Linked DNA regions of Homo sapiens: region 2 is linked to region 1. A link is an interaction called in ENCODE POLR2A ChIA-PET data of the cell type or tissue named here. Cell type or tissue: HepG2. All regions are shown on one strand. Each heading gives the region's core, and the rest is flanking DNA. Links, peaks and the distances in the headings are about the cores only.

The links. ChIA-PET counts read pairs that join two places held together with the same protein. Peaks named below come from ENCODE experiments on the same cell type or tissue, not always from the same donor. Only the 100,000 strongest peaks of a DNase experiment are listed, where the experiment ranks them.
Region 2: POLR2A ChIA-PET joins it to region 1 with 5 read pairs; 6 of 35 experiments call an interaction of 5 or more read pairs at or near these places.

The regions. Positions count from the first base shown.
Region 1 is chr13:98,161,484-98,176,761 of GRCh38, forward strand. All of the region lies in intron 1 of FARP1 (FERM, ARH/RhoGEF and pleckstrin domain protein 1), which reads left to right. It overlaps RNF113B (ring finger protein 113B), which reads right to left. Exons shown (of 2, transcript NM_178861.5): 1 at 14,799-15,278; 2 at 14,302-14,693. The coding sequence ends at 14,680. Among named protein-coding and RNA genes, the nearest start is that of RNF113B, 8.1 kb to the right of the region's middle. RefSeq lists a silencer at 12,032-12,326. In HepG2, for the core only: no CTCF peak of the experiment used is centred there; a DNase peak (open chromatin) is centred at 12,178.
Region 2 is chr13:98,227,499-98,244,106 of GRCh38, forward strand. All of the region lies in intron 2 of FARP1 (FERM, ARH/RhoGEF and pleckstrin domain protein 1), which reads left to right. Among named protein-coding and RNA genes, the nearest start is that of MIR3170, 27 kb to the left of the region's middle. In HepG2, for the core only: no CTCF peak of the experiment used is centred there; no DNase peak of the experiment used is centred there.

The DNA of each region.
Region 1 (15,278 bases), core at 9,721-14,720:
TGGGATTACAGGCATGAGCCACCATGCTCGGCAGCTTCAGTAGTCTTTAAGTCAACATGATTGAGGTCAAAGGTCTCTTGAGGTCATTTCCTGTTGACCTTTCTCTGAGGAATGTGGCTGAGTTCACATGATGGGAAGGGGGTTCCCAGATGTCTTTCAAGCCCTTGACTATATTGTGTGGCGATTTCCCAGAATGTGTATAGAAGGCTTTGGGGACTATGAAGTCCCTACCTTCTTGTCTCTCTTTTTCTCTCTTTCTTTCCTTCCCTCCCTCCCTCCATCGTTCCTTCCTTCTTTCTTTCTCCCTTTCTTTCGAGGCAGGGTCTCATTCTGTCACCAGGACTGGAGTGCAGTGGTGTGATCTTAGCTCACTGCAGCCTCAACCTCCTAGGCCCAAGTGATCCACCCACCTCAGCCTCTTAAGTAGCTGGGACTACAGATGTGGTCTGCCACTTCTGGCTAATTTTTGGAATTTTTTTGTAGAGACAGAAGTCTTGCTATCTTCCCCAGGCTGGTCTCAAAATGACCTCAAGCAGTCCTCTCCTCTTAGCCTCCCAAAGTGCTGGGATTACAGGCCAGCCACTGTGCCTGGCTCTTCCTGTCTCTTTCTTTTATCATTTGACTTTTTTCTCACTGGCACTTGGAGGAGGGGGTTTGGGATTCACTTTCTATTAAAAGTGTTCTTCATGGGTTAGAAAATAGAACTGTAGCGGGAATGTTTCCAGAAAAGTCTTAAGTGTCAGGGGAGACACCTAAAGTGAGATGAATCAGTTAATACTCCTGTGTGCCATGCCTGCGTACAAGTGTGGAGTTTCTAAGTGGCATAGGACAGATTTCTAAGGTGGTGGGTAGGCAAGAACTGACAAGGTTTGCCTTCTCATCGATGTGCAGAAGAGAATCTTTTCCTTGTGTACCAACAATTCTGGCTTATTTTGTTTGCGTTTGTGCCGCTATTCCTAGCTCGGGGCATGGCCTGTAGTAGGTGCTCATTAAATCTTTGTTGAAGAAACCCCTCTTGGGGTTTCTGGATAAACTTACCTTGAACCTCTCAAACCTGGGCTGACCTCACCAGCTGTTTGGCCCCCATGGTCTGTAAAAGCCTTGAACTTATAGTCACAAATGGGTGGCAGATATACATTTATTTATGATCTTAGTCTTCAGACACTATTTATCTACTTTACCCTTCATCTACCTTTGACTTCTAGATTGTTTCTGTCTCTCTCATGTCCAGGCCTGTTAGTCTCTGGTAAAGTTAGAGATGCTCTAACAATGTTCTAGGAGTGGCTGAGGCGCCTTGCAAGTCAGGAGCTACAAGATCTTAAAAACAAATACCCATTTAGGTTGCTGGCGAGGTTGCGGAGAATAAGGAATGCCTATGCACTGTTCGTGAGAGTGTAAATTAGTTCAACCGTTGTGGAAAGCAGTGTGGCGATTTCTCAGAGAGCAAAAAACAGAACTACCATTCAACTGAGCAATCTCATTACTGGATATATACCCCCCAAAATATAAGTCATTCTACCATAAGGACATAGGCACGTGAATGTTCATTGCAGCACCATTCACAATAGAAAACACATGGAAGCAACCTAAATTCCCATCAATGACAGATTGAATAAATAAAATGTGGTACATATATACCACGGAATACTATGCAACCATAAAAAAGAACAAAATCATCTTTGCAGGAACATAGATGGAACTGGAAGCCATTGTCCTTAGCAAACTAACGCAGGAACAGAAAAGCAAATACCGCATGTTGTCACTTATAAGTGGGCGCTAAATGAAGAGAACTGATGGACACACAGAGGGGAACAACAGACACTGGGGCCTACTTGGAGAAGGGTGGCAGGAGGGGGAGGAGCAGGAAAAGTAACTGTTGGGTACTAGGCTTAGTACCTTCTGTTAAACCCCTGTGACATGAGTTTACCTATATAACAAACCTGCACGTGTACCCTGAACCTAAAATAAAAGTTAAAAATTAAAAACAAAAAATTGCCCCTCCCCTTCAAATCCCAAATAGCCATTTAGGAAAATCAAATCAAATCCTTATTTGTTGGTGTTTTTTTTTTTTGAGATGGGATCTCACTCTGTCACCCGGGCTGGAGTGCAGTGGCGTGATCTAGACTCACTGCAACCTCTGCCTCCCAGGTTCCAGCAATCAAAAATACTTACTTGGTAGTATGGTATCATCCAGTGGTGGCTTATAAATTAAACTTAGCATGGCCTTTTCTTTTTTTTTTTTGAGACGGAGTTTCGCTCTTGTCGCCCAGGCTGGAGTGCAGTGGCGCGATCTCAGCTCACTGCAACCTCTGCCTCCTAGATTCAAGTGATTCTCCTGCCTCAGCCTCCCCAGTAGCTGGGATGACAGGCACCCGCCACCACGCCCAGCTAATTTTTGTATTTTTAATAGAGACGAGGTTTCACCATGTTGGCCAGGCTGGTCTTGAACTCCTGACCTCAGGTTATCCGCCCGCCTCAGCCTCCCAAAGTGCTGGGATTACAGGCATGAGCCACTGCACCCGGCCAGCATGACCTTTTCTAAACACTTCAAGATTATCCTTCTTTAGCTTAATTCTAATTGCTGGATTGCTTGACTGTACCTCCATGAATAATCCTGTTGGCACTAAGTCCTGTGAATGCCTTACTTTTAATGAAGAGTTTACCTAATAGCATGTAAGATTGTGCAGGAAACGAAGGACAGAAAGGCCCAGGAAATTGGCATATGGATAGTTTGCCTCCATTTGTTAATTTGCGGGCCACCTTGGTCCGTTTTGGGGGCGTGGCGTTTGTTTTCACCATATGGCGGGTGACGGAACATCTGGACTGTTTACCTGACAGCCACAGGGCAGCATTTCAGGAACTCTTGAGAATGTGGGAAAGGACATTTTAGTTCTAGTCTGAAACTAGGACATTTTAGTTCTAGTTTGAAAGAGTCAGAGAGTCTGGGTTGCTCTTGGTAGGTTTATGCTCAAAAGCCTTTTAATTCTTTCTAATTGAATCCCTTGGCTTAAGATTCTTTTGATTTGTATTTGATTAAACAACAAAGCAACACATCTGTGGCCTTCATTTGTATGCATCTTTACCTACTGCTGTGAACCCAATGAGAGGTGTCTTTCAGAGAACTTAGATTTTTGTTTAATACAAAACAAGCTGATATTCTTAATTGTTTTAGGAATTACATAGCATTCTTCATTGTTGTTCTGGCTTCCTCCTCCACCATCTAATGTGTAAATATGTGTGAAAGGGGAAGATCTCCAAAATAGAGCCATGGTCTGGCAGGTTGAGAGGTTTGTCAGTTAGAATTGTCCCAAGTGGGTCGGCCGCAGTGGCTCACACCTATAAACCCAGCACTTTGGGAGGCCGAGGCGGGTGGATCACTTGAGGTCAGGAGTTCGAGACCAGCCTGGCCAACACGGTGAAATCCCATCCCTACTAAAAATACAAAAATTAGCTGAGCGTGTTGGTGCATGACTGTAATCCCAGCCCTTTGGGAAGCCGAGGTGGGTGGATCACTTGAGGTCGGGAGTTCAAGACCAGCCTGGGCAGCATGGCAAAACCCTGTCTTTACTAAAAATACAAAAATTAGCTGAGTGTGGTGGTACACACCTGTAATCCCAGCTACTCTGGAGGCTGAGGCAAGAGAATCACTTGAACCTGGGAGGTGGAGGTTGCAGTGAGCCGAGATTGAGCCATTGCACTCCAGCCTGGGTGACAAAGCCAGACTCTGTCTCAAAAAAAAAAAAAAAAAAAAAAAATTGTCCAAAGTGAATGATGTGATGATTGCTTCGTTGGTCTCATTCTTCTTTATCCTTTAAGTAATTTAAAATCATACTGTAACTTGGCATGTTATGCTGATATTAAAAGAAATGAAACAGTTTTTGAGGAGAAATGTCAGTGTTTTGAGGCAGATTGTAACTATTGAAGATATTGTGAGTGCTCCTCTGTGCCCAAAGGTGGACATGCATTGATTTTTAAACCCCACCAATTCAGAGTTCAGGACAGTTGACCCTTTGTCAGTCTAAAGTTTGTTTTAACAGAAGGCCGTGGGAAAAAGTTTGTTACACAAATAATGAAAATTTACAGGGGAAAGTTTACTCTATTTAAAAAAGACTTTTCCCAACACTTCAGCATCATTAGTAATTTTTTCCCATTAAAACAAACCTGGTAAGACCTTAATATGATAATCTCTCATCATTAAAAAAAAAAAAAAAACCCTTCCAGAAGGGGTTTTTTTTTTTTTTTTTTTTTTTTTTTTTTTTTGTCTCACTCTGTCATGCAGGCTGGAGTACAGTGGTGCGATCTCGGGTCACTGAAACCTCTGCTTCCCAGGTTCAAGCAATTCTACTGCCTCAGCCTCCAGAGTAGCTGAGATTACAGGTGCACACCACCACGCCTGGCTAATTTTTTTGTATTTTTAGTAGAGGTGGGGTTTTGCCATGTTGGCCAGGCTCGTCTCGACCTCCTGATCTCAGGTGATCCACCTGCCTTGGCCTCCCAAAGTGCTGGGATTACAGGTGTGAGCCACTGCGCCCAGCCCAGAAGTCTTTTATGCATAGACATTTAGCATGAATAGTAGCATACCCTAAATATGGTGTTGTGCTTGTTCTCTTCAGTTTAATACACTCCGAAGATGGTTTCATATTAGTACATACAGATTGGCCTCATTCTTTTTATCGGCATATAAACAGAGGGTACCATTAAATAATCTGTAAAATTTTCCCTGTCAATAGACATCTAGGTTGTTCTGAATATTTTGCTGGTCTAAATGACACCACACTGAAGATGGGTGATACCTGAAGTATAAAATCCTAGTAGGATCAGTGGTCAAAGGCTGTATTTGTTTTTAATATACATAGATATTGCCATATTGCCCTCCATGGCTTACAACCTTATAACCGTTCATTCGTTTTATGAACTTGCATATAGTGCTTACTTTGTGCTAGAAACTATATCAAATGTTTTACAAATATTAACTTGTTTAATCCCCAAAGCTACCTGTAGGGGAGAGGTATTATTATTATCACAGTTTTGCTGATGAGGAAACTGAGGCAGGAGAGATGAAGTAACTTGCCCAAGGTTCACCTCAAGTAGCAGAGCAGAGATTTGAACCCACACAATCTGGATCTGCTGTTGGCTCTTAATCACTGTGTTGAGGCTGTTTTTCCCAAACCGGAAACCTACAGTGATGGCAAATATTTTCACCTGTCCTAATCTGATCAGTGAGATGCCAGTTTTTCTTTCTTTTTTTTTTTTTTTTGAAACAGGGTCTCGTTCTGTCACTGTGGCTGAAGTGCAGTGTCGTGATCATGGTTCACTGCAGACTTGACCTCCCTGGGCTCAAGGGATCGTCCTACCTCAGCCTCCTAAGAAGCTGAGACTATAGGCGTGCACTACCACACCTGACTTAATTTTTTTGTATTTTTAGTAGAAATTGGGTTTTGCCATGTGTCCCAGGCTGATCTTGAACTTTTGGGCTCAGGCAATCTGCCTGCCTCGGCCTCCCAAAGTTCTGGGATTACAGGCATGTGCCACCACACCCGGTCCAGTTTTTCTTAATTGTCATTTTGCACTTTTCTTACTACTCGTTGTGGTTGAATACATTTTCAAACGTTGACAACTCGACAAGCCATTGGTATTTTCTTGACCATCCTTCTACTCCCTGTTCCTGTCCCTTGGCCAATTTTCTAGGAGGTTGCAAATATTTTTCTTATTGATTTATAGGACTTCCTTTATATATGGAGAATTCTTAATTGATTTATAGGCGTTCCTTTGTATATGGAGAAAATCAGCCCTTTATAATATGTAATTCAAGTACTTTTTCCTAGTTTGCTTTTGGCTTTGCACTTTTTTAGTTTTTTTCCCTTATGGCATGTAGCATTTAGGTCATGCTTAGAGAGATCTGCAATTTGAGAACAGTTTTACTTTTTTTTTTTTTTTTTGGAAACAGTCTCACTCTCACTCTGTCACCCAGGCTGGAGTGCAGTGGCGCGATCTCAGCTCAATGCAGCCTCTGCCTCCCTGGTTCAAGTGATTCTCCTGCCTCAGCTTCCCTTGTAGCTGAGATTATAGGTGTCGACCACCACGCCCAGCTAATTTTTGTATTTTTAGTAGAGCTAGGGTTTCACCATGTTGGCCAGGCTGGTCGCGAACTTCTGACCTCAAATGATCCGCCCGCCTCAGCCTCCCAAAGTGCTAGGATTACAAGCATGAGCCACTGCGCCTGGCCGCAAACAGTTTTAAAAAATCTTATGTTGTCTTCTAGAACTTTATGATTCATTTAAAAAAGTCTACATTGACTCAAGTAATATTGGGATCTAATTTTATTTTTCTAATAATAATCAGTAGTAATGATGCACAGCTATACACGAATAAAGAGCCTTCCAATAGATTAGATTTGGTGCCATGCTGGCCGGGTGCGGTGGCTCACGCCTGTAATCCCAGCACTTTGGGAGGCCGAGGTGGGTGGATCACGAGGTCAGGAGATCGAGACCATCCTGGCTAACACGGTGAAACCCCGTCTCTACTAAAAATAGAAAAAATTAGCCAGGCGTGGTGGCGGGTGCCTGTAGTCCCAGCTACTTGGGAGGCTGAGGTGGGAGAATGGTGTGAACCCGGGAGGTGGAGCTTGCAGTGAGCCAAGATCGTGCCACTGCACTCCAGCCTGGGTGACAGAGTGAGACTCCATCTCAAAAAAAAAAAATAAAATAAATAAATAAAAAAGTTTTGGTGCCATGCTGTTGTAATAGACTCTACTATCACTATTGACAGCTAAACTGCATCATAAGCTTTGTGGCTCATGTATATACCATAACTAATTTTCCTTTATCGCTGAGTTTTGTTTCCTGTGGAGTCAATGGTTATCTTGCTTTTCCTTTGCTTCATTTTCCACATATGTATCTAATTAATTCTGAAACTCTCACCTGTTGTCTAAATCGACTTTTAGTCTCTTCAGATTAATCAGATCATTAGATATCCTGTTTCATCCTTGAGAGATCCTTGTCCAGAAGTCTTCAGACTGGGCCAGGTTTCTCACTGGCCTGGTCAGCGTCCTGGGGTCTCCCCTACTGTAATCTACTGGGGGGGTTCCCCTTGCCTCTATCACCTGATGTAGGATCTTTGTCCTGGACAGCTTCAGGGATCTCCCCATGACCCTGATGATCCCCTTTGCTTCTCTTTCTTGAAATTTGTTTCCTGGAGCTTATCTTCTGATTTCTGTGTTTTTTTTCCCCCTTCATTCTGGTAGAGCCCTTCCCAAAGTGATTGGAGTGATAAATGCTTTGAGACCTTGTGGATTTGTTAGAAGATCAGAAAACAGGATCTTGAGCTGAGAGGCTGTTTAAGAAGTAGTTGAAATGTTCAGGTGTCCTGTACTTCCTGCTGTGGGCAGGGGGGATCAGCTCTCAACCCCCGCTGGACTCACCCAATGTGGTTTGCAGTGCAGTCTTTGTTTAACTCAATGTTGGTGTGTATATCATTATGACTGTGTGGACTTGTTCACTGCTGAGCCAGATAATGCCCTATGATAGTTTTCTTCAAAAACTGTTTTTTTTTGTTGTTAAGATAATTCATTTTTTAAAATTTGTTTGATTTTTCTACGTATCCATTGCTAATAACTTGAACCGACCTATCAGTTTTCTTTCAACTAATTTGTACTGATCTCTAAGCCATATATAGCCATTCAGTTCCCCCATCATCCTTTTTCCTGGTGCTTCACCTTCTGTAGCACCCCCATCCTTCAGCTTCTATCTGAATGGGTTGTACTCTAGGCGTAGTTCACAACCATCATTCAGGGGCTTTCCTTTACCCTTCTTCTTTCTTGGACACGCTCTTTTCTGGATTCCGTATCATCTCATTTCATGATTTACTGCATTGTTTTGGTAGAACACATACACCCGTAGCTTTCTCAGAAAGGTAAAGAAGCTACATTTCTTTTGAATCTTTAACATGTGAAAATATCTTTGCTGGATGCAGTGGTGCATGCTTGTAATTCCAGCTACTTGGAAGGCTGAGGTGGGAGGATTGCTTGAGGCCAGGAGTTCAAGACCAGCCTGGGAAACAGGGCAAGACCTTGTCTCGTCTCTTGAAAGAACAACAACAAGAAACTTTAAGGCATGCTTAGATTTCCTTGATAATTTTACTACATACAGAGTTAAAAATGGAAACTACTATCCTTGAAATTTTGAAGACATTGCTCCGTTGTCTTCTAACATATTTTGGATATGATTTAATTTTTTCTTTTTCTCCCTGGAACATTTTAGAATCTTAAGATTTTAAAGTGTCACAACTTCTGTCATGTACTTCGGTGTAGATCCTTTTAAAATTATGCTGGGTATTTTGCTTTCTCCATTTAGTCTGGAGACCATTGTCCATCAGTCTGAGATATTTCCTAAGTTTTCAAAAAAAAATTCTTCTAAAAAAACTTCATATTATTTGATTATTAGGGCTTTAGGAAGATTCTCTACTTTCCTACCTTTAAAATTTTCCATGTAGTTATGTTTTGCCTTACTTTCTATGAGATCTCTTCAAATTAATCTTTATAAACTAATATAGAAATAAAACTTTCAATTATCCATATTATCAATTTTGGGGAGCTATTGGCCTTTTTTCCATAGCAACTCTTCTTGTATTTTGGAAGAGATTCTTATTCTCTTGGGGAATAGTCTAGATTTTAAAACATTTTCTTCTGCTCCCTAGAATGTCTGCATTTTTTTTGTTTTTGATACAGAGTCTTACTCTGTCACCCAGGCTGGAGTGCAGTGGCGCGATCTCAGATCATTGCAACCTCTGCCTCCCGTGTTCAAGCAATCTTCCCACCTCAGCCTCCCAAGCAGCTAGGATTACAGGCATGCGCCACCATGCCTGGCTAATTTTTGTTTGTTTGTTTATTTGTTGAGACAGAGTCTTGCTCTGTCACCCAGGCTGGAGTGCAATGGCGCGATCTCGGCTCACTGCAGCCTCCACCTCCCGGGTTCAAGCAATTCTCCTGCCTCGACCTCCTGAGTAGCTGGGACTACAGGTGTGTGCCACCACGCCCGGCTAATTTTTTGTATTTTTAGTAGAGATGGGGTTTCACCGTGTTAGCCAGGATGGTCTCTATCTCCTGACCTTGTGATCTGCCCACCTCAGCCTCCCAAAATGCTGGGATTACAGGTGTGAGCCACCGCACCTGGTCTAATCATTGTATTTTTAGTAGAGACAGGGTTTTACCATGTTGGTCAGGCTGGTCTCGAACTCCTGATCTCAAGTGATCTGCCCACCTCGGCCTCCCAAAGTGCTGGAATTACAGGTGTGAGCCACCGCGCCCGGCCATCTACATGTTTTTAGAAGGTTTTTTTCCTCTTCTTTGTTTTGGATGTGACTTTCATTTTGCAGGCTTTTCTTGAATGCGTACTGATCTTTGGCTGATCCAAGGCACTTAAAATCAGGTTGGAATTTTTGTGCACATGGATGGGGCTTGTCAATTGTTGATTTTTCTTTAAAATGATGAAGCAGCAACTGGTCATTTTTGTCAAAGGAAATCCTCAAATATCAGTATATGTGCTCATTGAGATGGTCCTGAGAATAATTCTACCAGCCCTGCCTGGAATAAACCTGGATAAGCTATTCTGGAAGCAGGATGGAAGAAGGGGACTGTGGAGGTTTCCTGGTACAGTAAGTAGACTGATTCTTCCTCAATTCCCAACACCTCGTGCCTCATTTTCAGCCCTGAATTACACACACCCTCTTCGTCATTGTGCCTGGCGTATGTGAGTTTCTAATTTTCCTGGTTCAATGTCCTTGGGTAATAAACTTCTTTGGGGTTTGGGTAGGTGGGAGAGGGTCCCTGGGTGCAAAGGTCTAGCCTCTTCGTATAGTGACTTACACCCTCTTGTTTCCCACGCCCTTCCCCCTCCCATTCAGCATGAGCCTCCTGGGCTTTGGACTATTTTGTTGGAATTCTCTGAGCATCACTTATGATACAAATCATCACAGACCTCTCTCTTGCTTTCTGTCACCCAAAAGTCAGTAGAATGTTTTATCTGCTCTTGTTCCTGCTGCTATAGTCCTCTTAAAGTATATTTACTGGCATTTTTGTAGGATTTTTGGTGTTGATACAGGCATGTGGTTAATCTGCCATGTTCAACTGGAAGTCCATTTTATTTTACCAAGGTATAACATAACATGATTTAAAAATTTACTGTAATAGCAGTAATCATACCAGAGCTACATTGTTAAAAAATATGCAAAATTTTTATTTTCTAAGGGTGCAGATTCAGTCAGATATTCACAGATTAGTCTAATTTATATGATTTGCTTAAAGTCCTCCTCCCCACCAATGAGGTAGCCTCTGAACTCGTCTGAGAGTGTGAATGACATTTTTGAGTTGACCATTCAGACTTGTGCCCCTGAACGTATCTGCACACGCGCTCGGTCACATTTCTCTATCTCATTTTCTTCCCTATCACACAGAAAATCACATTCAGCCTGAGGTTTGGTTTTGTTTTGCATTAGGTCTCTGGCTGCAGGTGTTGTGGCGCTCTGGGGGTGTCTGCCTGCCTCCTGTCAGTGCAGCAGTTCTCTTCTGGATGGTAACAAAGAGAAGATGTCACCGATAATGCAGGGCCATGGAAATCCGGCCGTTCTTTATCTGTGCTCTGCTGTTTGTTGGGCGGGGTGGGGAAAAGTATGAGAATTCTAGTTCTGATTAGCCGTGAATGAGACTTTTCTCAGTGGGAGTCCTGCGGACACCAGGGTGTGGTGACTGATTTCATTTCTGCTGCTCAGGGATGTCTCGGTGGCTGTCGGCCCAGAGTGCTTGGAAGGCAGGAGAAACTGGCAGGATCAGCAAGGCTCTGAAAATAGGGCGTCATGGGGGTTGGCACGGGGGCTGGGGCTGGTCTCCGGCAGTGCCACTGAGCAGTTATGTGACCAGCTAGGTTTCTGGTCTCCTTGACCCCCTTGGAATTTCCTCATGACCTCACCTCCCCAGGGGTTGTAGCCAAAGAATGAAAATCACAGAGCTGCCTCTAGCATAGCACCCTTAAAATGCTCGGCTATGAAACGAACAGTTCCTTAACATTCAACAGACAGAAGCAGAGAAAAGTTACCTGTTAGCCCTTAACCTGCCCGCTTCCTGGTTTCTTTTAGACCTTGGGCAAGTGTTATAGTTTTCATATTTATTTTTTGGAAGTGGAGAAGCTGGAGAGAGAAGGAAGTGAGCTAATAACCAGCTTTTCAAGAGTGCTGACTTCTGCATTTCTTAGTACAGGATTTTGCCAGGCCCTTGACATTCGTTTAAAGGAAGAAAGAATTCTTTCTCCTTGAACATCTGTGCAAATCAGTGGGGGTGGGAGTCTAGAGCCCAAGGAGAGTATGAGATAACTTTACACGTTTCTGAAAGCTAGGATGAGAGACAGCAGATCCACGTTATTGTACTGCACTGGCAACAACCCAGTAGCAAAGGCAGACCAATGAAATGTGCCAAAAAGATGCATTTGTAGTGTGGTATAATCACATTTTGAAAAATGTGCAGTAGATAAGTGGGGAAATACGCATTCTGGTTGCTTCATAAATAATAGTAGTTAAGGATATCTATCAATCTCGTGTTTTTTAGCTCCAGCACTGGGTATGTAGAATAAAAAAGGCAAACCGAATCAGTTTGGCATAGAGCTCTTTTCAAATTCAGCATCATTTCAGTGCATTTCAGCTTTATACATAGCTCTCAGCCAGGAAATCTCAGGTTTAATTAGGTCATTTGTTCTTGAGAGTTCTGTCCTTGCAAAACAGGAGAGGAATTTTTATGGGCAGTTGGCACACAGAAAAAGTCAACAGCAAAATGTCCCTGTTTTCTTCAATTTTAGGTGGTACTTATAAAAACTCCTTAGAAGGAATTTTGTGTATTTCAGGATATTAATCAATCTGGGTACAGTGTTTTCAGGTTTTGATTTTCATGTGCTCTAGGTTTTTGCCTCTCCTGGAGTCTTTGGAATCCTAGGGGTTTGTGACCTTGGAATGCAGGCCTGTGAGGCATTTTCAGGATTTCAGAAGGCCTAACCAGAAACTGGCAGTCATGGGGAGAGGGAATGGAGCTGCCTCCATAAGTCCATGCAAATTAATGAAAACATCAAAGCATTGTTTGGTTTTGCCAGATTTTTCTCATGTTGCTCATGTTGATTCCGAAGGACTTATTGACCATTACGTGTGCCTTCAGTGAACAGAAAAAAGGTCAAGTCAGTTGTTGCTTAACTGCAGCCTGGCTGATGTGTTCTTTTGACCGGAAAGATAGGGGTTGGGGTGTGATGTGGTGGGACCTGGTCCAGACAGGATAAAGTGCCGGTAACCACGGTGCTAACTTTGAAAGCCAGCTGGCCCCACACTGCTCTTCACTTCCCCAGCAGGGTGCTGTGTAAGGTGGTGCAGTGCTGATGGGGGACTGTCCTCATCCCTGTTCTGAGCTGTTTCAGCAAAAGTCTGAGGGGTCGCTCCAGCGTTGTGACCTTAGAGCGTGGTGATGGGAAGGACTCAGCTCCCAAGGAATGTGTGCACTCCCTGCAGTCCTGCTTGCTTCTTCCTTCCAACTCCAGAATGTTTATTTCATACATTAATATGAAAAATACACAGAAAAAAGACTGGAAGGAAATCGGCCAAAATGCTAGCAGATTTTGTTTACCCACTCTATGTTAGTAAACCAAATTGCCAAATTCGGCAACGCTTACTAGTGATCGCCTTTCTGCTTAATTTTGCAAATGATTGATTATGAACCTTATTCTGTCATTTTAAAAATGGAATAAGAACTATATATCTTAGTGCATATTTGGAATGTTTTCAAAAGGTTGGTGACTTGGAGCACTTGTTGACAAGGTTCACGAGCGTAGCTGAGTCCAGTGTCTAGGAAGGGACATACATGAAGCATTGTAAAGAAACTCGAGTGAGCCTTGGGAGAAAAATCCTGGAGCCAGAGCTTAGAGTTTCTGCTTCGGAGTGCCTGAAAGTTTCATATTTCTTCTTTTGTGCAGATTCCAAATGTTTTTGGAAGGCTTGAAAGTGAATAAAATAGCCCTTTGACAGAACTGACAAAAACGGACGGACTTAGGGGTAGGGCCCAGTAAGTCATTGTACACAAGCTTTGTGTTGTTAGCTTTGGCAAGGACAATTCTTAGAGAAAGCTCTATGTGAAATGCCAGAATAAATGGCTCACTTTTATGGGGCACTTGAACTGTCTGCCTTGTCGACTATCAAGCTGCCATTTTCCCTGCTTGAATTACAATAATCGATATGTTGATAGCACATACTGTATGTCAGGCACTGTTCTAAATATGTTAATTTTTGCTTCAAAACAACCCTGTGAGATACTACTATGTATGAGGAAACTGAGGCACAGAGAGGTAAAGTAACATACCCAAGGTCACGCAGCTGTAACTGGTAGAACCATGACTTGAATCCTATCTCGCTCCTGGGTCTGTGCCCTCAACCACGGCTCTGCTTTTGTCTGCAACCTGGCCATGGTGGTGGGTGGGTCGATGGGTGTGGTTCAAGGTCAAAATCACGTGGAAAGTTTTGCCGAAGTTCGCTCTGCCGCAGTTGCTTGCATAGCCGACTGCTAGGTAGCTTGGTTTGACTGACTTTTCACTAACTGACTTTTTATTGAGCTACCTGTTGGCCATTAAAAAACAGGAAGTATGTGAGACATGGTTTCAGTCTTCAAGGAATTCACAGCCAAAGTTGATATATGAGATAGGCTCTTATGAAAATTTACATAATCTGTGTCAGTTCCTTGTAAGGAACTCATCAGCTGTGAGGAACTCAGCGTGGATCTGTTGGTGTTTGTCTTGGGAGAGGAATACATTGCCATTTTAAGGGAGAGGATGTTAACATCAGCCAAACAAAATCAAATCCAAACTTCAGCGTGGATATTCTTCTGTCAACTCCTCCCCTCCTTGGTTCTTAACTGATATCCTTTATTTGCTGTTTTGGTAACTCTTGAACCCCATCCTCTCCACTCCCTCCCGGTCTTGGTTCCATCATTTCTTCCTTTTCTGATATCTCTTTTTAGCTTTTTTGAAAAAAAAAATTAATTATAGTACAAAACATAAAATGTACCCTTAACCATTTTTAAGTGTTCACTCATATTAGGTATATATATATTGATGTGTAACAGAGCTTTATAACTTTTTCATTTAGCAAAACTCAAGCTCTGTACCCATTAAACAACAGCTCCCCACTCCCGCTCTTCCTAACCCCTGACAACCACCATTCGACTTTTTATGTAATTTTGACAACTCTAGATACCTTATATTAGTGAAAAATCATACAGCGTATTGGTCATTTTGTGACTAGTTTATTTCACTTAGCAGTGTCGTCTTCAAGGTTCATTCTAGTTGTAGCATGTGATCCTTAAAAGGATCAGTTTAAATCTTTAAAAGGATTTCCTTCCCGTTAAGGCTTAATAGCATTCCATTGTGTGTGTGTATCGCATTTTGTTTGTCCATTCATCCATCCATGGACACTTGGGTTGTTTACACCTCTTGGCTTTTGCAAATAATTCTGCAGTGAACATGGGAGTGCACATACCTCTTTGAGATCCGGATTTCAATTCTTTTGGTTACATACTCAGGCATGGGATTGCAGGAAGACTGTCATCTCTCTCATCTTACTCAACAGGCTGCTTCTCCCCAGTGTACATACAGACTTGAGTCTTTCTTATCTCTTTTTTCCTAAAAGAACAAAAAAATTTATTTAAATGTGAGAATTATGGGAAACCTAAGCCATGGGAATTGGACACTCATGGGGGTCTTCTGTGAAATGGGACTTGCCCCCACCTTCTGCAGCCTGAAGCTTTTGCAGTTTCGCCATCAGTTCTTTGGCGGGGTTAAAGATGCCGCCGGTTGGCTGGTCACAGATGTAGCAGCGCGGGGTGGCCCGGAAGTGCTCCAGCGCGCAGCTCTCGCAGAAATAATGCCTGCACTTGGTGACGACTGGGTTTTGGAAGGCCTGGCGACATATGAAACACCTGAATGGTATTTCCTCTTCCTCGCTTCCCACTTCATGGTTTTCGTCCTCGCAGATACAGTAGCGACCCTCTTCAAGCTCCCGTTCAATCTCCCACCCGAGCTTGTAATCGGAACGGTCGTGGAGGAATTTGCAGCTGTCCCCGAAGCCACAGAAGCCAGTCTCCTTGTAGTCCTTGCAGATGTCAGGCTGGTAATCCCAGCGCACAGTGGCGCGCAGATGCCCTGGCGCACGTATGGGGCCCTTCCTCGCCATCCCCGAGGAGGAGTTGCCCATGGACGTGTCCTTGG
Region 2 (16,608 bases), core at 5,128-10,127, 61 kb after region 1:
AAATTGGTACTCTGTGCACTGTTGGTGAGAATGTAAGATGGTGCAGCTGCTGTAGAAAATATTATGGCAGTTCTAAAGAAATGTAAAATAGAGTTGCTGTATGATCCAGCAATCCTCCTTTGGGGGCATGCCCAGATTGAAAGCAGGATCTCGTCGAGATAATTGAACACCCATGTTCATAGCAGTACTGTTCACGCTAGCCAGGAGGTAGAAGGATCCCAAACATCCATCCTTGGATAAATGGAGAAGCAAAGTGTGTTATATACGTGCAAAATGGTGTACTATTCAGTCTTAAAAAGGAAGGAAATCCTGCCATATGCCACAACATAGATGAACCTTGAGAACATTATGCTAAGTGAAATAAGCCAGTTACAAAAAGAAAAATACTATATGATTCTACTAATATGGGGTACATAAATAGAAACAGTAGAATGGTGGTTGCTGTGGGAAGGCAGAAATGGGAGCTGTCTAATGGGTACAGAGTTTGTTTTGCCAGATGAAAACATTGGGAGATCTTTTTCACAACAATGCGAATATACCTAGCACTACTGAATGTGCACTTAAAAATGGCTAAAATGGGCCGGGCGTGGTGGCTCATGCCTGTAATCCCAGCACTTTGGGAGGCCAGGGCGGGTGGATCACCTGAAGTCAGGAGTTTGAGACTAGTCTGACCAACATGGTGAAACCCTGTCTCTACTAAAAATACAAAGAATTAGCTGGGCATGGTGGCGGGCGCCTGTAATCCCAGCTACTGGGGAGGCTGAGTCAGGAGAATTGCTTGAACCCAGGAGGCGGAGGCTGCCGTGAGCCAAGATCGTGCCATTGCACTTCAGCCTGGGCAACAAGAGTGAAAATCAGTCTCAAAAAATAAAAAGAAAAAGGAAAAATGGCTAAAATGGTAAACCCCATGTTACCTGTTTTTTTAAATCACAATTAAAAAAAAAAATGCCACAGAGCAGCAATGTGATTTGGAAACTAGTTAAATTAGCCCCAGCTGATTGAAGTTTAAAATTCAAGTTTCCCTACCATTCATCGCATCATTTGGCGGTTATCTATTGTTTGTATAGTATATCGTTAGTTACCATTTTATGGATCTCGCCTTACAGATCCATCAGACCCTTTAAGGCTGTGACTGGCTTCTCTGGGATTTCCCCGGTTGCCAGAGTGTTTCTTGCACATACCAGGAGTAAAAAGTTAATGGAACTTTTTTTTTCTGTTCATTGATCCACTTACGGGATCTTCTGCAGATTACCTAATTCTAAGGATTGGTTCACCTCTTCTTGCATGATTTGCTTGGTTTCTAGGCTATCCGATGATTGAAAACACATTGCAAAGATATAGAATGTTAAAATGATACTGAAGTTACTAAAGGGATTAGATGTTCTTTATTTTCTAGTAGTTGCTATATGCACTGACCAGTTGAGTAATAAGATTCTCATAACCTCAGAAATAGGAATTTGTTATTCTTTTTAACAAATACAAGATTACAGAATCTTTTAATATTTGTATAAAACTTATCTTTGAGCAAGCAAGCCAAGTAGCATCTCCCTGCTGCTCTAGACATGCAGATCCTGCAATTAAATATTGTTTTTTGAATAACATATGACATTCCAAGCAGAGAGCTGCCAAGACATAGCATGTGGACCTTGCTCTAGTTAATTCCTCGCTAGTGACACATTTTCTATTTACCCTTCTACCCACATTTCCCCACATTTCTTTGCAAAGATTCAGCTAGCAGTGAAGATGAAGATAGAACACATCAAGAATGGTGTTTGTGCTGTTGTGTTGTAGCATTTGGAAACTTGCAGTGTGGGATTTTTTTGCAAGAAATTTAAAAGTTATGTTTTAATAAAAGGGTAGCATTTGGGTAAATTTCCCCATTATGAAACCTTTTCTATTTATATTTTATTTACAACATGAGGCCTCTGAGTAACAATGTAAAATATTATTAACTTTTATAACAGGGACAGGACATATATACATTAATAACATAATCTCAGATTTCTTTTTTTTTTTTGGAGACAGGGTCTCTCTGTTGCCCAGGCTAGAGCAAGTGCAGTGGTGCCGTCATGGCTCACTGCAGCCTCAACCACCTGGGCTCAAGCGGTCCTCCCACCCCAGCCTCCTGTTTAGCTGGGACCACTCTCCACCAGCGAATTTTTAGATGATTATTATATACTTTATTTCTTTTTTTTTTTTTTTTAATAAAGATGGCATCTTGCTTTGTTTCCCAAGCTTCAGTTCTTTTTTTTGTTTTTAGTGGATAAGGGTTACACAGCATAGCATATAATAAAAACTACAAAGGTCATGTCAGCAACCCTGGTGGAAAGCCATGGGGCTTGCAGTATCTCACTTGAGTTACTACGCCTCTCTCTACTGTATTGGCTGTTATGGGTTAAGAATATGAAATAAAAATAAAAGGTAGACAATACACAGATTTATTGTATGAGTGTTGAAGAAATACTCAGAAAGCAAGTGTTGTTTAAAATCAAGTTGTGATGGTATAAACGACATTTCCTAGCAGGCAGCCTGATGGTCACTGGTCGTGCCTAGTACCGTAGGATAAATGAGACATTGCCTCTTACTTGCTTTAGAGAAGTGGGCACTCCCCTCCCCTCACCCAAGAGAGACTTATTTGGGCATTATTGAAAAAAATTTGTCATTGTCTGTGAGCCTGTTATAGGTAATTTTAATAATTACATGTTAACATTACAACTTTGAGTATAAGAGGTTTTGGCATCTTTGAACACATTATAGGCTTTAGTGAGAACCAGAGAAACATATTTGGTCTTTCACAGAAATTAACCCTAACCCTCCGAGTTCCTTAGTATTCACCCCAGTGCAATCTATGTTTATTGTAGCAAATTGAGAAAATGCATAAATGGTTAAAGAAATAAAAGCTTCCATCAGTCAACCAAACAAAAGCATTGATGATTTAGATTATGTCTTTGCAGTTGTTTTCTTTTATCTATGTTCTCAATTAAGAACCTTTGCATTGTAAGCAACAGTAAGTGACTCTGGTTAATGTCAGCAGAGAAGTGGGCTTGTTGTGAGGTCCCTGGGCAGCTCACCATGGTCAAAGAGTGTGGACATGAATTACTGTGACCTAGGCAGTCACCCCATTTGTCTTTTTTCTGCTTTTTTTTAATAAAACCAGAATATATTATACATGGTGCGTGTTCCTCACTTTCTGTGCCTTGGGAAACACTGCTGTGATGGGCATAACGAGTCTCAAAGAGGAAGGATCTACGGGTAAAGGAGATGCATGCAGAAACAGCCTCTAATTTGTCAGTAAGCCATGCAGTTAGCAGGTGTATTAGTCTGTTCTCATGCTGATAATAAAGATATACCAGAGACTGGGTAATTTATAAAGGAAAGAGGTTTAATGGACTCACAGGTTGGGAAGGCCTCACACTCATGGCAGAAGGTGAAGGAGGAGCAAAGGCACATCTTACATGGCGGCAGACAAGAGAAAGTGTACGGGGGAGTTGCCCTTTATAAAACCATCAGATCTCGTGAGACTTATTCACTACCACGAGAACAGTAAGGGGGGAACTGCCCCCCCCATAATTCAGTTATCTCCACCTAGCCCTGTCCTTGATACATGGGGATTATTACAGTTCAAGGTGAGATTTGGGTGGGGACACAGCCAAATCATATCAGCAGGGAATGGTTTAGCAGTTCACAATGACAAGCCTGGGTGCAAGGATAACCCCAAGATACTGCTTCGGCCAAGCTGATATTTGGACGGAGGACACAGAAAATAAATTCTTAAGCTCTGGAGCTAGGGAGAACAGAGGATGTAAAAAAAAAATACTCTGGACAAGCTTAGTGGCAGTCAAGGAAAGCAGAAGCAGTCAAGCAGTTTTACAGGGCAGTGCACGCTTTCCATGTAGATGCTATGTTGTCATTCATTTCTATTTTCTATTTCTTATTTTATTTTATTTTATTTTATTTGAGACAGAGGCTCGCTCTACTGCCCAAGCTGGAGTGCAGTGGCATAATCTTGGCTCACTGCAACCTCCGCCTTCTGGGACCAAGTGATTCTCCTGCCTCAGCTTCCCAAGTAGCTGGCATTACTGGTGCCTGCCGCCATGCCCGGCTAATTTTTTGTATTTTTAGTAGAGACAGGGTTCCACCATGTTGGCCAGGCTGGTCTCAAACTCCTGACTTAAGGTGATCTGTCTGCCTTGGCCTCCGAAAGTGTTGGTGAGCCACCACACCCGGCCTCATTTCTGTTTTGGAGTTCAGATTTACAAAGGGACTAGAGTACTTTTTTTCCTCATAGAGAATAAAATATCCTCTTTAAAATTTGCCCTTTTGCTTTATTTTTATTTAATTTTTTTGAGATGGAGTTTTGCTCTTGTGGCCCAGGCTTGAGTGCAATGGCACAATCTTGGCTTACTGCAACCTCTGCCTCCCAGGTTCAAGTGATTTTCCTGCCTCAGCCTCCCAAGTAGCTGGGATTACAGGTACTCGTCACCACGCCCAGCTAATTTCTTTGTATTTTTAGTAAAGATGGGGTTTCGCCATGTTAGCCAGGCTGGTCTTGAACTTCTGACCTCAGGCGATCTGCCCACTTTGGCCTCCCAAAGTGCTGGGATTACAGGCATGAGCCACCGTGCCCGGCTTTTTTTGTTTGGTTGGTTTTTTTTTTTTTTTTTTTTTGCTTAACTAATGAATCTTTAGGGGCCTGTTGTTTTTAATTCACTTAGTCTCACTTTACCACCATGTAAACTACAGTTTGGTATACAGTCACTTCAGATTTTATTTACTTTTGTTTTGAAGGAGAACTGCTGGTATTTATAGGAAAAGATTTCTGTCAGAAGTAGTTTTCAGATTTTCATGCTAGGAGTGTAGATTTCATAAATGGGCACCAATGTGCCTAGTTAATAATGTATGCAAAGATCATCTCCTTACAGATTCCAGGCATGCCTCATCTTATTGCTCTTTGCTTTATTTGCCTTTGCAGATATTGCGTTTTTTACAAGTTGAAGGTTGGTGGCAATTCTGCATTTCGCATGTCTATTGGCCCCATTTTTCCAACAGCATGTGCTTATTTCATGTCTCTGTGTTAGCATTTTTTAGCAATAAAGTATTTTTAAGGTATGCACACTGTTTTTAAAGACATGCTGTTGCACACTTACTAGACTACAGTATGGTGTAAACATTTTTTTTATGCACTGGGAAACCAAAAAATTTGTGTGACTCATTTTATTGAAATATTTGCTTTATTGCGGTGGTCTGGAACCAAACTCATAGTATCTCCAAGGTATGCCTAGATATCTGTTCTGAGAAAGCTGCGGTTTGAAACTTCATATTGAGTGAATGATGATTTCAATACTACTGTCTGATTTTTCCCAGAAATCAATCTCTAATGGTTTCCCTATTGACAGAAGATCAAGTGAGGACCCTGTGAAGGCCTTTCATGGTATCTGTTGTCATTTAGGAGGCTCAGAAGTTCAAGGGCCTTTGTCTGCAGGCTGGTGTGTTCTTCTGGGCCCCAGGCCCTCAGGCTTTGAGGCTGTAAGCGAGCACTTGCCTGGGGGTAACTATCCAGCTCAGTGGGTAGGTTTTTCCAAGGCATGGATGGTTGACAGCTTGGCAGAGCATCTCATCCAGACCATCTCACTTTTTCCATTTGTATAGAATTCTCTGTTAAAACAAAGGTGTTGTCTAATGTTAAGAGGGAGTGGTGTTAATAAATAACATCTTCCTCTCCTGAGTTCAGAACTAATTAAGAAAGAGGCATGATATCCATGGCTAGTCACAGTGTCCACCCTGTTACTGATGAATGCTGGACCTTGATGCCTGTCAGCCAGGCTGGTTAACTATGCCCTGAATTAGACACTCAGTCACTGGTGTGCAGACTGGGAAGCCACAGGCTCCCCCACGTGAGAACTCTCCAGAATGTGTGCTCTCGGTGAGCAGGTAGAAGTTACAGGAGAGGGGAAAGAACTCAGCCAAGGAGTCCCAGCTCCTTCCCCCAAATACACTCATTAGATAGACAAGCCCCAGGGTGGGGCCAGGAGGGTTCCCCAGCTGAAACTTGTCCACGGGTACCATGAAGAGGAAATTGTGTTTAAATGTTATTACAAGTCCTCCAAGCTTCTATGCATGTGAAGAAATTTGAATTCTCAGGGGGAAACTGAAAAGCTCTGGAAATCACGTACTGCTCAATTCAATTCAGAAGGTGTGAGTTCCTAAGGAGCATTTTCACTTCCTTTCAAACTTAAAAAATTGTGGTCCAAGGAATGACATGGGATTCTGACTTTTTATGACCCATGCTAACTGATTTGGTGACTTCTGCCAGTGCAGGAGGCTCGGATTTTCCCCTGAAAGAGCGCCCTGCTCATCTCAGAAAGGTTCAGGCTGTCGGGTCCATTCCGCAAGGACTCGCTTCATGTATTTCCTTTACAAGTCAGAAATGGAAAAAGAGGAAATTACCATCCCACATCTTTTCTTGATGTGTATGAATGCGTCTGCCTCCAACTCTGAGGGTTTCTTCTCCAATCAGGAAAAAGTTGACATTTGCCACCAAGTCAGTACGCTTCTAAGCTTTCATTTTATTTCATCAGGACTGACTGAGCGTCAGCATTCTGGCCGAGTCCTGCAGTTTTACCCACTGTGCAGGTCAGCGTTTTCTTCAAGGACTCTGGCCCTGGCTTGCTGGCATCCTCAGAGTGTCTGGATGTTACCCAGGGGCTTCCTCTCACCTCACCTTCATTCTTGTTCCTTGTTCTTAGATGGATGGGAGGTTCAGTTGTTGGAAACTACCAGTTAGACTAAGAAAGCTGGACTTCTTTCATACTCCTTAAGGCAAGTAGGGTATAAGTAAGTGGCCTGTTGGCTGATCTCAAACATGAGAGAGCATTAGGTTCATTAATAATATTCTGACTTTTTCTTATCTAAGCCAGTTTACTGATTAAGAAATCATCTGGTGAAATTAATCTCAAATATTTTTAAATGCTCAAAGAACATATTGCTTCAGCTTCATTAAATACTTGTCTAAACACCTGGAAAAAATTTCCACCTCCGTTTCACAATACTTTGTGTAGTGAAACCTGATGGAGTGATAGTGTGTTAGTTATTATGGAAATATTGTGGACAATTCACAAGCAGAGTGTTTGTTCCATAAAATTAAACCTGAAATATGTTTGCTTGCTCTTAAGTTAGAAGTATTGACAAGCAGGAAACAAAAAGAGAAATAAATGAATGTATGGACAAGCAGCTGAAGAGGAAGCTCAGAGATTCTGTAGTATTTCTTTGGCTGTCTATCTAAATATGACACAACAGCCTCCATTCTGAGAAAGCAAATTGAGCTGACAGGTGCCGCCAAGCCCATCTTTCCACATAGGACCGAAAGACTCTGAAACACTCCCAACTTCTCCATTTTTAATATTCTCTTAGAAACACTGGATTTGTAATAATGCCTTTTAAGCCAGGGGTTAGTAACATCTTTTAATTCCAGTGATATCAATCAAAATAAATTTTCTTTAGAGGATAAACAGAGCTAACTAGATTTCTTCCCATATCCCTCATTGAGTAATAAAAAGTAGGTAGTTTGGGTCTCTCCTGACCTTGATGGCAGTGACAGTGCTGGCGAGATTTTTATGTCTGAGTCCTTGTGTGTACCCCACCTTCTGGCTTCTTTGATGGCTGTGGTGGAGCTGCTTGGCATTTTTACACCCCTGAACACCTTCATCAGTTTTACAGAGAACTTAGTGTGGTCCTCCCCAGGCAATACCCCCAGAGCCACATAAGTTTCATCACAGTGCCCAAGGCTGTGGGCCCCAGGGAATCGAGGGTAATATTCTAACACAAATCAAAAGTCTCAAAAAAGCCACAAGTGACTTGAAGGCACTGAGAAGAAATTCTAAAGTGATTTATGTCTGATATCATGCCTAGAATTCCATTATGCCTGATGTTTCAAATATAAAGAAATCTCCTGGGGAGGTGATAAAAGGAGCTACACAGGTATCGGAGACAGAGGGGGAAACTCCCTCTCTCCACAGCGGAGTGATGCCCGGGTGTGGGATACTCTAGGTAGGAATGGAACATTTGACCGATAGCTTAGAGTGGGTGGGATGTCATAAAGCTCACCATCTTAATCATTTTTAAGTACACGTTTCACTAGTGTTAATAAGTATATTCACGTTGCTATGCATCAGAGCTCCAGAGCTCTTTCCTTTTTAAAACTGAAACTCTAGATACATTAAACAGCCCCCATTTCCCCGTCCCCCAGCCCCTGCCAACCATCTAGGCTCATTTTATACACTGGTTTATTCCGTATCATTCATAAACCGTACAATTCACCTCTGTCTTTTTTTTTTTTTTTCCCTGAGACAGAGTTTCGCTCTTGTTGCCCAGGCTGGAATGTAATGGTGTGATCTCGGCTCACGGCAACCTCCGCCTCCTGGGTTAAAGCAATTCCCCTGCCTCAGCCTCCAGAGTAGCTGGGATTACAGGCATGTCCCACTACACACAACTAATTTTTGTATTTTTAGTAGAAAAGGGGTTTCTCCATGTTTGTCAGGCTGGTCTCGAACTCCCGACCTCAGGTGATCTGCCCGCCTCGGCCTTCCGAAACTCATATAATTGGAATCATCCTATATGTGGCCTTTTGTGACTGGCTTCTTTTCTAGGCCCGTTTTTAGAACAAAGAGGGATGAACCTTTGCTTTACCATAAATAACCCTCATCACATGGCATTTTTTCTTCTTCAAAAACCTTGATTTGTAGCCGGGAAAAAGTGATTTTGTGAAGATATGGAGCTCTCCATCTAAGCAGCACCTGTATGAAAACTTACGAAAAAGAACTATGCTTCCAAACACGATTTAATTAAAACCATGTAAGGCCATAAATCTAGTAATATGATACCTGCTCAGAGCCTTCCTTAGCTTGCACGGAAAATGCATAGACGTTGCCAACATCTCCTACGTGCATTTCTAAAATAATACAGTTGGCCATTGAACAACACAGGTTTGAACTTCTCAAGTCCAATGTTATGCAGAGTTTTAAAAATAAATATATTGGAAAATTTTTTGGAGGTATGTGACAATTTGAAAAAAACAGATGAACCTCATAGCCAAGAAATAAAAAAATTAAGAAAGTGAGATATGTCATGAATATATAAAATATATGTTGGTAGTCTATTTTATCATTTACTACCATAAAATGAACACAGATCTATTACAGAAAGTTAAAATTTGCCAGGCGTGGTGGCTCACGCCTGTAATGTTAGTACTTTGGGAAGCCAAGGCAGGTGGGTCACGAGGTCAGGAGTTTGAGACCAGCCTGGCCAACTTGGTGAAACCCCATCTCTACTAAAAATACAAAAATAAATTCGCCAGGCGTGGTGGCACACGCCTGTAATCCCAGCTACTCCGGAGGCTGAGGCAGAAGAATCACTTAAACCCAGGAGGTGGAGGCTGCCATGAGCCAAGACTGCGCCATTGCACTCCAGCCTGGGCAACAGAGCAAGACTCTGTCTCAGGGGGAAAAAAAGAAAACGTTAAAATTTAGGCCGGGCGCGTGTGGCTCATGTCTGTAATCCCAGCATTTTGGGAGGCTGAGGCAGGTGGATCACTTGAAGTCAGGAGTTCAAGACCAGCCTGACCAACATGGCGAAAACCCATCTCTACTAAAAATACAAAATTTGCCGGGCATGGTGGTGGGTGCCTATAATCCCAGGTACTCGGGAGGCTGAGGCAGGAGAATCGCTTGAACCTGGGATGCGGAGGTTGGAGTGAGCTGAGATCACGCCATTGTACTCCAGCCTGGGCAACAAGATCGAAACTCCGTCTCAAAAAAAAAAAAAAGTTAAAATTTATCAAAACTTACACAAACGCTGACGGACTGTATGTGGCACCGATTGCAGTTGAGAGAAATGTAAACAAATGTAAAGATGCAGCATTAAATCATGACTGCATGAAATTAACTGTAGTAACACTATACTACTGTCCCAGTCTCATAGCCACTTCCTGTTGCTGTTGCAGTGAACTCAAGTGTTTTTAGTATCTGCTTCAAATGTGGATCATCTCCGTCATGAGCGGTTCATCTCCACTAAATTGCTTATCTCAGTAAAAAGTGATCACTCGTGGTTCTTGCGTATTTTTTCATCACATTTAGTGCAATACTGTAAACTTTGAATGACACTATGGGACCCGTATGAAGTGGCACCATTGATTCTGGAAGTGCTCTCAGGAAGCAGAGAAAAGTCATGTCATTACAAGAAAAAGTTGAATTGCTTGATATGTAGCATAGATTGAGGACTGCAGCTTCAGTTGCCCACCATTTCAAGATAAATGAATCTAGCATAAGGACCATTTTTTTTTTAAAGAAAGAAAGAAAAATTAGTCAAGTGGTCGCTATGGCTACATCAGCAGGTCTGAAAACCTTGTGCTTTTTGCGAAATGCTGTTTTATCTTGTATTGAAAATGCAGCTTTTATGTGAGTGCAGGCTTGCTCTAAGAAAGTCATACCTATAGACTCTAATAATATGATTTGGGGAAAGTGAAAACTTAAGGCAAAAGGAAGGTGAAGGATCTAAAGCTGGAGAATGTCATGCCAGCAAAAGCATGGTTTGATAATTTTAGAAAAAGGTTTGACTTAAAAAATGTTAAGATGACAGGAGAAGCAGCTTCTCCCGACTAAGAGGCAGTAGATGAGTTCCCAGATGCCATCAGGAAAATCATAGAGGAGAAAGCATATCTGCGAAACAGGTTTTCATGCAGATGTCTCTGCTGCCCTTGAGACAGCAAGACCAACCCCTCCTCTTCCTCCTCAGCCCACTTGAGGTGACGCTGTTGAGGATGAACCCTTATGATGATCCACTTCCACTTAGTAAACAGATTTTCTTAATAACATTTTCTTGTCTGTAGCTTTTTTGTAAGAATACAGTAATAATACACATACAAATTATGTGTTAATCGACTGTATTCCGTTCTCATGGTGCTAATAAAGACATATCTGAGACTGGGTAATTTATTAAAAAAAGAGGGTTATTGGACTCGCAGTTCCACATGGGTGGGGAGGCCTCACAATCATGGCAGAAGGCAAAGGAGGAGAAAGGCATGTCTTACGTGGTGGCAGGCAAAGAGAGAGTGTGCAGGGAAACTCCCCTTTATAAAACTATCTGATCTCCTGAGACTTATTCACTGTCATGAGAACAGCATAGGAAAGACCTGCCCCCATGATTCAGTTACCTCCCACCAAGTCCTTCCCAGGACATGTGGGAAGTATGGGAACTACAATTCGAGATGAGATTTGGGTGGGGACACAGCCAAACCATATCATTGACTGGCTATGTTACTGATAAGGTCAACAATAGGCTATGAGTAGTTAATTTTTGGGGGAGTCAAAAGTTCTACTCAGATTTTTGACTGTGGAGGGGGTCTGTGCGCCAACCCCCACATTGTTCAAGGGCCAGCTGTACTTGAGGTAGCAAAATAACTAACCCACTTAGCATGCGTTACCTTTGTTGTTTTAGAGAAAAACCCAACTTCCTGCCTGGGAAAGTCTGATTAGTGGTATGGATGGGGTCTTACCTGTTAAAACTCACAGGGAATTGGACTTCCTTATGGGTTAATGTATCTACAGACTACTTTCAGCATATTTTTGAAGATTTACTGCAGTTGTGGGGAAATAACACCAGCATTCAGTATATTGAACACTTAAGATACTTACCCTATGGAGAAAGGAGCCCCAAGGGAACAAGTGCCGGTTTACGCAGCTGTCTCCTATTAGGTTCTCTACCCTGGACCGACCCTGGTTGTGTTTTCTCTCCCTCATCCCATCATAAAAACTGGAGCCCACATCCAGGTTCAGCCAAGGCCCTCAGGGCAAACACTGGCTCCACTGCCCCTTTATTGCGTGCTTGCAATTGGAGCTCTTTGGGCCTGAGTTTCCTTACTGTTTTGCTTGATCAGCAGTGCGTTGACAAAGATGTTGTTTATATTTTATCCAGCATTTTTAGCTGTTTCATACGATTTCTACACTGTGGAATCATTTTAAGTGGTGTGAGGGGTGGAGGGGGAGGAGACATGGCTGGAGCTGAAGAACTGATCTCCAGCATGAGTGGGGCTGAGGTCCGGATTAGGCAGTGCTGTTAGAGACTCCAGCAGGCCTCAGGCAGGGATGGCAGGCACCAAGTGGCCTGGGGGCAGTGGGGAGAGGTGGTCCCTTGGGTTTCTGGCTGGGCCACTGAGTGGCGGGTGGCATTGGTTATTGAAGGGCTGCTCCCGGAGGAGATGAGCGGGGAGGGGGTGCTCAGGTGAGACTTCTGGGGAGCAGGTGACTCTCTGGCTCCAAGCGGGGAGCCCCACCTGGACTTGCTGGTGGGGCTGCTGGTCCAGACTGTGCTAGAGGAGAGAGAAAGGGCTGCTATTGTTTGCCTCCCAGCAGGTGAAGGAGGAGGGGCCCAAAGACACCTGGGCAGGTAACTTCATCAGGAAGACGGCTACCTCTCTTCTCCAGAGAGCGAGAGTGAAGTGAGCAGGTGATATCCGTGGTGATCCCTCCACAAGGAGGGAAGGAGGCAGGAGGGGAGGTGGCTTTAGCTCCCTTTCCTTTAGCCCTGTGGACTGGAGGGGCCTTGATCATCTCTTCTACCCTTGCACGGGGTCACCCTTGGCCAGGGACGCCTGTGGCCAGTGGCTGGGGCCTTGTGCTGCTTAAAGCATGAGTTATTAGCACAACCGATTCAGGGTAGACGCACGTTTTTTGGGACTTTTGGAAAAGGAACACGCGATGACGAATGAATGATTAGATCTGAGGCCTTGGAGGGGTCAGCGAGTGCTGGCCTTGAAACTCAAGCTGCTTTGGCCTTGGTGGGAGTCTTGCCTGCGTGGTGATGGTGACGGTTGGAGTGGCCTTCCCAGGCAGGAAGGGAGGATGCGGCGATGCTCCCAGTTTATTGAAACCTGACTTTGTTCCCTGCTGGCAGCTGTTCTGAGAGAAGAAGGGAGGTGCAGGGCACTGGGGGCAGGCAAACAGAGAAGGATGGTTGCATTCTATGACAAGTTGACAGCATTATGAGAAACTGTACCAGATACTTTGTTGGTGGATGGTCTGGGGCTTTGGGTAGAAAAAGAAAACATTAGAGCTGAGATGAAAAGGAAAAGAAATCATCTGACCAGCAAGACTGGAGTCTAGAGAGGTGGTCCGCCTGCGGACGTCATCTCACTGGTCGGGAGAGGATGAGAATTTCAGTGATTTCAACACGAGATCACCATACTGACAAATAACACCTGAGAGAGTGGGTTGGTTTTGTGTCGTGTTCTAGTGCGTTTTCATCGTGAACATCTTAGGATGGGAAGGCCTCAGGGAAGGGCTTTCGGGGAAGGACAGAACCAAGAGGCTTTAGTAGAACCCGGAAACCTGGCATTCCTTTACGATCCGGCATTGAGCTTTGCCCTGGACTTCCTAGGAGTTACAAGATCTGAAGCTGCTGTTTGAGATGCACAGCAGGACTCTGGTGGGTGACTCAGGAGAAGGAAGGCAGAAGGCAGAATCCCCGCCCTAGCGAAGATTCGAATCCAGCACGCGCACATGGCAGTCGAAGAAGAGAGTGTAGACAGTGGGCAAACTTAAGGGACTGTCGTATGGGGTGAACGAAATTCTTAAGTGCCAAGGAATGCAAAAACTGGCCCTGGGAAGAGTCAGGAATGAGGTGGTTTCTGCCAGAGGTGAGGTCTAAGTGGAGTTTTCAAGAAGGCTGTGGGTGTGGCGGGCAGAGTTCTAGGGTCCTTGGGGTGCTGCTGGCAGGACGAGCCTGAGAGCTTCTGGGGAGGTGGACGGCATGTGCTGGGGGCCCAGAAGCTTTTGAGAAGCACCTCCAGGGGAGTGTGGGGCATTTTGATGGGCAAGGCCCTTAAATACGGCATGTTGCACACGATGGGGTGGACTCCACAACAGGCACATGGAAGAGACCACCTCTCTGCAGGGTCGTGTCCTGCACATCTGGACTAGAATGCAAGCTTCTCTTTTTAGAAAAATGGGGCCAGGCATGGTGGCTCATGCCTGTAATCCCAGCACTTTGGGAGGCCCAGGCAGCAGGATCTCTTGAGGCCAGGAGCTCAAGACCAGCCTGGGCAATATAGTGAGATGTCGTCTCTACAAAAAACTTTAAAAACTGGCCAGGTGTGGTGGCTCACGCCTGTAATCCTAGCATTTTGGGAGGCTGAGGTGGGTGGATCACCTGAGGTCATCAGGGGTTCGAGACCAGCCTGGTCAACATGGTGAAACCCCATCTCTACTAAAAATACAAAAATTAGCTGAGCGTGGTGGTGCATGCCTGTGATCTCAGCTACTTGGGAGGCTGAGGCAGGAGAATCGCTTGAACCCAGGAGGTGGAGGTTGCAGTGAGCCGAGATTGCGCCACTGCACAACAGCCTGGGCGACAGATTGAGACTCTGTCTAAACAACAGCAACAACAACAACAACAAAACTTAAAAAATTAACCAGGCACGGTGGTATGTGCCTGTAGTCCCAGCTACTCAGGAGGCTAAGCCGGGAGGATCGCTTGAGCCTGGGAGGTCCATGGACAGGTCCTCTGCTGTACAGCTTGTTTTTCTATTTTATGTGACAGATGTAGCAATGTGTCTTGCATTGACAGGCTCTGCTTGCAGTCATTTTATATTAAACACAACCTATGTTTAGATGGACCACCCTGAAAGTGTTGTTTGAGATCTATTAAAGAAACATATTTCTATGAATGTTCGTAGCGTACTCCCCCTCCCTCGAGGCCGTAGGGACCGTTAGTGTTTACTACCTTATGGAAACTGTTTTTCTCCATGCTTTTATCTGGAATAGCACTCAACATTCATTAGCTAAATAGGAAACTTATTTCAGAGGGGATCATTTTTCATCCTAAAGAGGATTTTTAAAAATTTGGGGCCAGATGCAGTGGCTTATGCCTGTAATCCCAGCACTTTGTGAGGCCGAGGTGAGAAGATCTCTTATGGCCAGGAGTTCGAGACCAGCCTGGGCAACATAGTGAGACCTCCATCTCTACAAAGAAAATTTAAAAGGTAGCCACGTGTGGTGCTGTGTGCCTATAGTCCCAGCTGCTTAGGAGGCTGAGATGGGAGGATTGCTTGAGCCAAGGAGGTTGATGCTGCAGAGCTGAGATTGTACCACTGCATTCCGGCCTGGGCAACAGAGCAAGACCCTGTCTCAAAGAAATCTGGACTTAATATAAAATTTTGAAAGATGTAAGGCTATGGAAAAACATAGTAAAAAATTATTCAAGAATATTTTGTAATGCATGAAAGCTTTTGAAAGGCTAATTTTATCTTTAGTTGTATAAATATATTTTGGAAGAGAATAAGATTTTAATATGTGTATCTACATTATCTGTGTCTTTCACTAATAAGACAAGGTTCAACATCTGTCTTCAGATTGCATTTTCTGTGGGAAGAACTTAGGTTGTAGGCATTTAGCTCAGAGAAAGGGGAAAAGGTACTTTCACTGCTCACTTTTTGCTATTTCTGCCCCAAGACCTACTGTTCATTCTCCAGACTTGCTGTATTTTATGTCGAAAGGTTTTACTGTTTCCATGAGGAACTGTGGTTCATTTTCCCCAGGCTTATAATCAGTAAGTAGTGATTTTCTTTTCAGTGTTACTTACTGTGATACTGTAAAATCAAACTAACAATAAGGTGCCACAACGCCATAAAAAATTAATAATATTGGGAAGATGTTGATTCCCAAACTAAGATTTGGGCTTTGGTTTTGAACTGTTAATTTGTTCATTCATTTTAATATTTCCTTTGACTGTCTCAGATATACCAAAGCGTGGTGCATTGTGGAATGTGTGCCAGTCTCAATGCATGTAGCTCTGTAGGATGGAAAGTCAGTTATGAAGAGAGACTTCTTTTTCTTCTGTGTCCTGTTGATTAAGAAGAATCTGTATGGCCGGGCACGGTGGCTCACGCCTGTAATCCCAGCACTTTGGAAGGCTGAGGGGGGTGGATCACGAGGTCAGGAGTTCAAGATGAACTTGGCCAAGATAGTGAAACCCTGTCTCTACTAAAAATAAAAAAAAAAATTAGCCGGGCGTGGTGGTGGGCGCCTGTAATCTCAGCTACTTGGGAGGCTGAGACAGAGAATTGCTTGAACCCAGGAGGCGGAGGTTGCAGTGAGCCTAGATCGTGCCACTGCGCTCCAGCCTGGGCGACAGAGAGAGACTCCATCTCAAAAAAAAAAAAAAAAAAAAAATCTGTATAACTTGCATTGCCCTTTCAGGTAATTAATCACCCTTTTTTTCCAGCAGGGTTAAAGATTGTAGTATTGACTATCAGTTATTTTGTAACAAAAACTGGACCTAAAGTTCAATTCACTGTTGACTTTTTCAAGAGGAGTATTAAATTTTTACTCCCTGCTGTACATGTGGAATTTCAGTGTAATTTTAAGCCAAATTCTTTAAAATATGTGAAACTCATAGTGCTATTACAAAATAATTACAAAGGAAGCAAGTTTTCTCCCCTGAGCATCTTATTTCTAGATTTTTTTTTTTCCTAAGCAATCTCTTGAAAAGGAATATCAGTGAGCAGATTTCTCTGGGGCCATTTGAACTTCATTAAAATTTCAGAGAGGGCTTTTCAAT